Regions from separate parts of the Homo sapiens genome. Here region 1 is linked to region 2. Evidence: chromatin contacts called from ENCODE Hi-C or POLR2A ChIA-PET data. All regions are on one chromosome and are shown on one strand. Each heading gives the region's core, a stretch centred on a gene start or an enhancer-like site at or near the end of the contact. The rest is flanking DNA. Distances are from core to core; before and after follow the strand shown. Region 1 has its middle 140 kb from the start of ZNF608. Region 2 has its middle 160 kb from the start of ZNF608.

Region 1 (3,535 bases), core at 459-2,958, 300 kb after region 2:
TTTTAATACTATCCCAGCAGCCATTTATAGCTTTCTCCTCCACACCAAATTTTTTTTTTTTTTTTTTTTGAGATGGAGTCTTGCTTAGTCACCCAGGCTGGAGTACAGTGGCACGATCTCGGCTCACTGCAACCTCCCAGGTTCAAGCAATTCTCCTGCCTCAGCCTCCCGAGTAGTTGGGACTACAGGTGTCCACCACCACACCTGGCTAATTTTTTGATATTTTTAGTAGAGATGGGGTTTTGCCATGTTGGCCAGGCTGGTCTCAAACTCCTGACCTCAGGTGATCTGCCCGCCTCAGCCTCCCAAAGTGCTGGGATTACAGGCGTGAGCCACGACGCCCGGCCCTCCACACCTAATTTGATGATGTTAAAAAAAAAAAACACCCAAAAAACCCACCTCTTTCACAGAAAATACAAATCTCTTTCTTCCACCACTTTAATTTTATCAGTTTATTTTAAATAGTAAATAAGTCATCTACTTATAATAACAAAGACAACCCGTATAAACAGATTTGGGCACAAACACAACCTATCTTGCTAAGTATATAACACAAATGATGAGAGCAAAGGTGTTCAGATACTTTGTCTGGAGAGAGGAGCCTGTTTGTGATGAGACAAGACATGTGTGTGCCGTGGCCAAGAATCAGGGCTGGGAACATATCAGCTAGTCTGGGAATTTGGCTATTTAGGGGTGAGTTAACAGAGCATCTACTGTATTGTCAAATTACCTGGAGTGAGATAGCTTTGTTTCTGAAACCCTAAAGAATACCACTCTCAGTCTGTAGGGATACCTGACCTCATGGGAAGCTTACTTTGAGGAGGGAATGTGGGAAGTATTGTTAGAATAATGCCCTATTCCCTTATCAGTAATTTCTGCCTTAGCAGAGATGGGCATTAGTCTGACATAAAGCAATGAAAATGCTACAGTGCCTTTTCAATTTTTTTTAAAGAGAGACTTAGCAAAAAAAAAAAAATTTCATACAAAAATATTGAAATGAATACATTTATACACATCTGATTTTAATGTAGAATTTCCATAGCAACATATTACTTATTGTTTAATGTTCAGTAACTTAGAGGCCCATTTGCCCATAAAACAATTGTGTAATGCTGTTCAGCATTAGATTATAGGAACCTCGTTCTTTATATGAAATATTATGATCTTCAGCCTTCCAATCTACCATGAGTTAATGCCTACTCTGGGAATTGATGTCATATTCCCTAACTAGAATCACTCTTGGAGAGCAAAAATAATTTATCGAGAAAAATAATCATAAAAGAAATTGAGTGTACTAATCCATGGATTAAAATATAATTTTAAAAACTCTTTCTGACTTAGAGTTCATCTGTGAAATGATTTTACTGAGTCTCGTCCCCCGTGAGTAGGGACACTGCCAAAAACCGGAATCACCTCCCTTTAACATGTAAAAATTTATCACTGAGCCCAAAGCCAGCCCAACACCATCTTGAGATTCTTGAAAGACTCTCCTTGAAAAATCAAGTCCATTCATTTAGCATGTTTCCAGAAGTTCATTGACTGTTGGATAATCAGAGGTTTAGATTTCATCAACATGCAGAAAATAGGCTCTGAGAATTCTCTAGGGCTCTTAGGCCAGGCCTGGAAAAGCTTGCTTGGACCTGTCCCTTGGACCTGTGTCAGTGTGCTGTCACTGGGAGTTCGGAAACATTTTACAATGCAGCCCTGAACTCTGGTGCATGGATGACTTGTTTTTCCGAAAGGAAAGAAGGCCAGCATTACTATGTAAGCAGAGGAAGTTGACATGATCTCATTCATGGGCCTTTCTTCTCTTTGTGTCAGGGAAATCGGCCTCTGCAGAATAGTAAGCCTTTCTTTCGGCCACACATGGTTGTCTGCCTAATTTTCCTCATTCTTAACCTTTGCCTCCTCCTCGGAATGAAGTGCGAAATACTGCCGAGACTCTACATTCTTTCTGTATATCTTCCTCACAATAGTCAGAAGGAGCAGGGTTAAAGATGTTTGCACACCCAGAAAATAACTCCAGCACACAGGACCAGGTCTGAACAGCCAACTACCAGTGGAAAGTGGCTGCACATAGAAGTGAATTCAGAAAAGAATATTTGTTTCTGTCTTATACAATATACATGTCAGCAACCTAGTTAAGTGTTGCCTAATTTAAATTAATGATAAAATATCTTGTAAATAAGAAAAGTCCCAAAAGCAAAAACTTTCATTTAATAGTACTAATTGCCTTTGAGTCAGATCTTTGCTTTAAAACTGTTTTAGTACATGGGGAACATTAATTATGGAGTAATATTTAAATCCTTGTGAAATAGTAATTTAATTTGCTGTGTTTTATATGGTAATGCTTTTTAAAATTCTTTTAGTTGCTGTACATATTGTAGAATTATGAATTATTCTATAGATAAGATTATTCTAAGAAACGTAGAGATAATACTTTGACTATTTGTAGCCAGCAATTAAATATATATTGCATCCTGCTACTCACAAAATACTTAAGCAGGCCTTTATCATGGTCTCAACTGATGACCTAATTGATCAGAAAACATTTTACTTTTACTGGTTTACTTAAAAAGAGAATGAAATAGCTCTGTTTCTAAATGTATGTTGCTAATATCAGCCAGTAAATCGATTTTATTCCTAGTATTCTGTTACTCATCTCCTATTTCTCATTCCTAAGGGAAGAAAAGGAAAGGAGGAAGCAAGAATCTGCCTAGCGTTTGAGAGTAGACCTTGGAGAGTGGAGTCTGATGATTCGTGCACACTAGAGCTACAGCTCAATGAAATGTCACACACATGTCCTCCTTTCCTTTCATGTCCCCTTCTGATTGCACTGTCATGCAAGAATCAAAGAGGACAAAATCATCGTGGAGCTCATTTTTCATCCTGTGCTATGTGGCTTTGGCAGCTTCAGGTTTTCTTGGAACTTAAGTTCCCATGGGATCTGTCAGGAAAGAAACCCCTCACAGCCACTTGATTCTTTCTTCACATGCCTTAAAGGGACTAACTAGCTTCTTTTTAGAGATCTATTTTTAATCCTTTTTTTTTTTTTGAGACAGAGTCTTGCTCTGTTACCCAGGCTGGAGTGCAATGGCATGATCTCAGCTCACTCTAACCTCTGTCTCTCAGGTTCAAGCGATTCTCCTGTCTCAATCTTCCGAGTAGCTGGGACTACAGGTGCCCACCACCACACCCAGCTAATTTTTGTATTTTTAGTAGAGGTGGGGTTTCACCATGTTGGCCAGGCTGGTCCTGAACTCCTGACCTCAGGTGATCTGCCCGCCTCAGCCTCCCAAAGTGCTGGGATTAGAGGTGTGAGCCACTGCACCCAGTTCTTAATCCCTTTTTTTTTAAAAAAAAAAAAACTCTTTGATAGTTATGACAACATAATAGCATTTTGGAAAACAAAATGAGGGAAAAAACCCATCCCCTTAATAAAATTATTCCAACACAATTGGTATTTTTAAAAAATATATGTTGTCATCAAGTCTCTTTTGTATAAATCTGTTTTTACATAGATTTGTAATCATGC
Region 2 (3,415 bases), core at 110-2,609:
TACAAAAAAAAATTAGCCAGGCGTGGTGGCGGGCGCCTGTAGTCCCAGCTACTCAGGAGGCTGAAGCAGGAGAATGGCGTGAACCCGGGAGGCAGAGCTTGCAGTGAGCCGAGATCACGCTACTGCACTCCAACCTGGGCGACAGAGCGAGACTCCGTCTCAAAAAAAAAAGAGTAAGTAACAATCAAAAAGAATGCCTACAAGTTGCCCGACTCTTCTGGAAACATCCTGGTGGGCTTGTAACTAACTGATCATGTCATAAGGAAATCACCCTTTCTTACAGGCATTTTACTTTGTCACCTTTATCATCCAAGTCACAACTCTGTGCAATATTGGTCTATCGTTCTGTGCCAGCACACAAGCTGGTTTATTTTTTTATTTATTTATTTTCATTTATTTTCACGACAGGGTCTCCCTCTGTTGCCCAGGCTGGAGTGCAGCGGCGTGTTCACACCTCACTGTAGCCTCCCACGCTCAAGAGATTCTCCCACCTCAGCCTTCCTAGTACCTGGGACTACAGGTGCCCGCCGCCAAGCCTGGCTAATTTTTGTATTTTTTAATACAGACGGGTTTCACCGTGTTGCTCAGGCTGGTCTCGAACTCCTGAGCTCAGGGATCTGCCCGCCTAGGCCTCCCCAAGTGCTGGGATTACAGACATGAGCCACTGAGCCTGGCCAACAGGCCAGTTTAAATGACTGAGTCACAAATGTTACTACACAGTTGCAATTTGGGAAAATTATTAAATTGGGCAACTTCATGGTAGAGATCCCAGGTATTCTATCCCAACCCCAGCAGTAACTTTCCGTAAAAACCAGCACAGGTTTCAGCAGACAGAACTTTGGCCAGCTCTGTATTTTGCCTCTGCCTAAAAATACTACCATTAAAGCATTTTCACATTTGTGCCACTGTGCATGTTTTGGCTTCAGGTGCCTACTTTGCCCTGTTGGTCCAGTGCTAGCCCTGAGGCTTAGGTTTCTGGCAAATCTATTGCACCAGAAGAGAACAGTCTGAAAATAGAAACATGGACTGTTTTGTCGCCATTGAATGGAAAGGCTAATAATAGCATTGCTTCATTGTTTGGCACTGACTCAAGGCTACCACAGCCAAGGAGCAGCGCGCCCTGCTGCAGTAACCAAATCATAAAGTTTCTCCAGGGAATGGTGCAGCTTTTCAGAACATGTTTTATATTCTGGGATTGCTCAGGAAGGAACTAGTTCAGAAGCCGTTTTGACATAAGTGTGGTTTGTTTCCAATTTAAAGGGAGGGGGAGGGGCTGGAGAGCCAAGCCAGGAGGTCAGTTGCAGAAGGGATGCAAAAATGTCGTTAAGGAGTTCCTGACAGGTGGTGATAGGGCTGTGGCAGTGCAGCCCGAGGCCTGGCAGGGAGTTTGTCCCTGTCAGGTTCTCAGTGTGCTCTCAGGGCTGCCTTCACACTCCTATTATGTTTATTTCTGTTGAACTTAAAGAGTGACCTTTTCAAAACTGCAGTGCATTGTTGACCCACATGCATTTTTGAGACCTAATTTTCCTGAATGCCTTCCTTGTTCCTGCATAAGAGAACTTTGTTAGAGAAAATGGGAAGAGGCTGAGGATAAAGAACACTGGAATGGAAATCTTTCAGGCATTGAATTCTGCCTGCTATTAATAATTTAGAAGTGTTTTTAATGCCCTGATATGGAAGGAAGGTTTTTTGACACCAAAGGCATCTAAATATTAATTTCAGAGGAATTGGTTGTTACAAGCAGTTAACATCCATTTTGTTAGTTGACCTCCCAAGGAAGGTTAATGCACTAAAATCTGGTCATTAAGTATAGTAACAAATGTTTTTTCAGGGAGGTTATTACTATCATAAACTCTAATCCATGGTTCACAGGCAGCAGCCTCTAGTGCAGTGCTCTGACTAATGAAGAATTAACTATTTCTGAGCAGTTAATAAAGATTTTTTTCCTCACCAATCAACATACTCTACATGATCCTTATAATTACTAAAAGCATTAAGCCCCTGGTATGAGTGCCCACATGTCAGACGGGAATTCTACTCTGAGTAAATGACAAATGGCAAACCTAATCCCATTTCACTTAATTTTTTCTAACATGTTCACTGAAATAAGAAATAATGGAATTCCTAAGTATTAGAAAAAGATGGTTCAGTCCAAAGCATTTGTTAAATGAGTATTGATGAGGTCTTTAGTCATATTTTATTGTGATGGAAGATTTTATACTCCAGTTCAGTTCTTGTTAGAATCAAGAAGTTAATTGGCTCCAAACAGGGGTTTTTACTTGCTTGTTTTGTTTTTCCTTTATTAAGAAGTGCACTCATCCACAACAACACAGGAGAGAAAGACTTGTGTGAGGAACACTAATATCTGCCTCATAACAATAAGAGGGAAAAGGTACAACCTAACCTTTCTAAAAAGCCTTGGGGCAGTGTTTTGCTTTTCAATGGAAAGGTCGTCCAGAATTAATTAAAGTCACTTTCCTGCTGAGGAGCAAGCATTTGACTTTACTTTGAAGGCTCAAAGAAAGTTGCTCATACTGATTTCTTAGAGACCCACATTTAAGACAGCATAGCCAAAGCAATTGGTCAGCCTTTAAAAAGTAACCTCCTTTTGGAGTCAAAAGTCTGAACAATTAATACACTGAAGACTTAGGTGCCTCTGAAGACACAGGCCAGAATTGGCAAGGCAAAACAAAAAGGGTAAGAACAGCTTACTTTTCCCTAAGAACTATTACCTCTCATTCAGGGAGGATCAGTCCTCACATTTACGTACACCATTTTCCTTCTTATTTTTAACTTAAGCTAAATCCTGTCGTTGGGACAGCTGCTCCCATTAAACAGAGAGGAGGAGGATAAAACCATACTTAGCAAAAATAAAAAGGATGTCATCTTATCGAAAAGAAAATGTATTTTGTAAAGGTTTGCATTACATAGGGAAAAAAAGGGGGTCAAATACACAGACAGTAACTCACCTTCTCAAAATATTCCTCTGCTGGAAGATTCTACACACTGTGCCTACCTAAATAAATAACCAGTAGGGTTGGCCACCTGCAGTGGCTCACGCCTGTAATCCCAGCACTTTGAGAGGCTAAGGCAGGCGGATCACTTGAGGTCACGAGTTCGAGACCAGCCTGGTCAACATGGCAAAACTCCGTCTCTACTAAAAACACAAAAATTAGCCAGGCGTGGTGGTTGCATGCCTATAATCCGAGCTACTCATGAGGCTGAGGCAGGAGAATTGCTTGAACCAGGGCGGCAAGGGGGAGGTTGCAGTGAGCTGAGATTGTGCCACTTTACTCCAGCCTGGGTGACAGAGCGAGAGTCCGTCTCAAATAAAATAAAATAAAAAACGAGCATGGTGGGGTGATCTATGCACATTATGATTTGTCTGAGAATCATTTGTTTGGCGCTTTGCTTG

What was found. A loop is a pair of places that touch in the nucleus more often than their neighbours do. ChIA-PET counts read pairs that join two places held with the same protein, here RNA polymerase II (POLR2A). Pooled maps may share reads with other maps.
Region 1: a pooled map shows a loop between it and region 2 (2.7-fold over the local background). The contact joins two enhancer-like sites. A Hi-C loop is called at or near these places in 1 of 168 maps with a recorded cell type or tissue (endothelial cell of umbilical vein) and 3 of 50 pooled maps. POLR2A ChIA-PET finds 5 or more read pairs at or near these places in 1 of 52 experiments (H1).

Annotation. Positions count from the first base shown.
Region 1 is chr5:124,603,889-124,607,423 of GRCh38, reverse strand. No RefSeq gene overlaps it. Among named protein-coding and RNA genes, the nearest start is that of ZNF608, 140 kb to the left of the region's middle. Within about 2 kb of position 1,708, at least 8 of the 41 ENCODE cell types and tissues checked have a DNase peak (open chromatin) inside an H3K27ac peak, as active enhancers do.
Region 2 is chr5:124,904,500-124,907,914 of GRCh38, reverse strand. No RefSeq gene overlaps it. Among named protein-coding and RNA genes, the nearest start is that of ZNF608, 160 kb to the right of the region's middle. RefSeq lists an enhancer at 824-1,608. Within about 2 kb of position 1,359, at least 17 of the 41 ENCODE cell types and tissues checked have a DNase peak (open chromatin) inside an H3K27ac peak, as active enhancers do.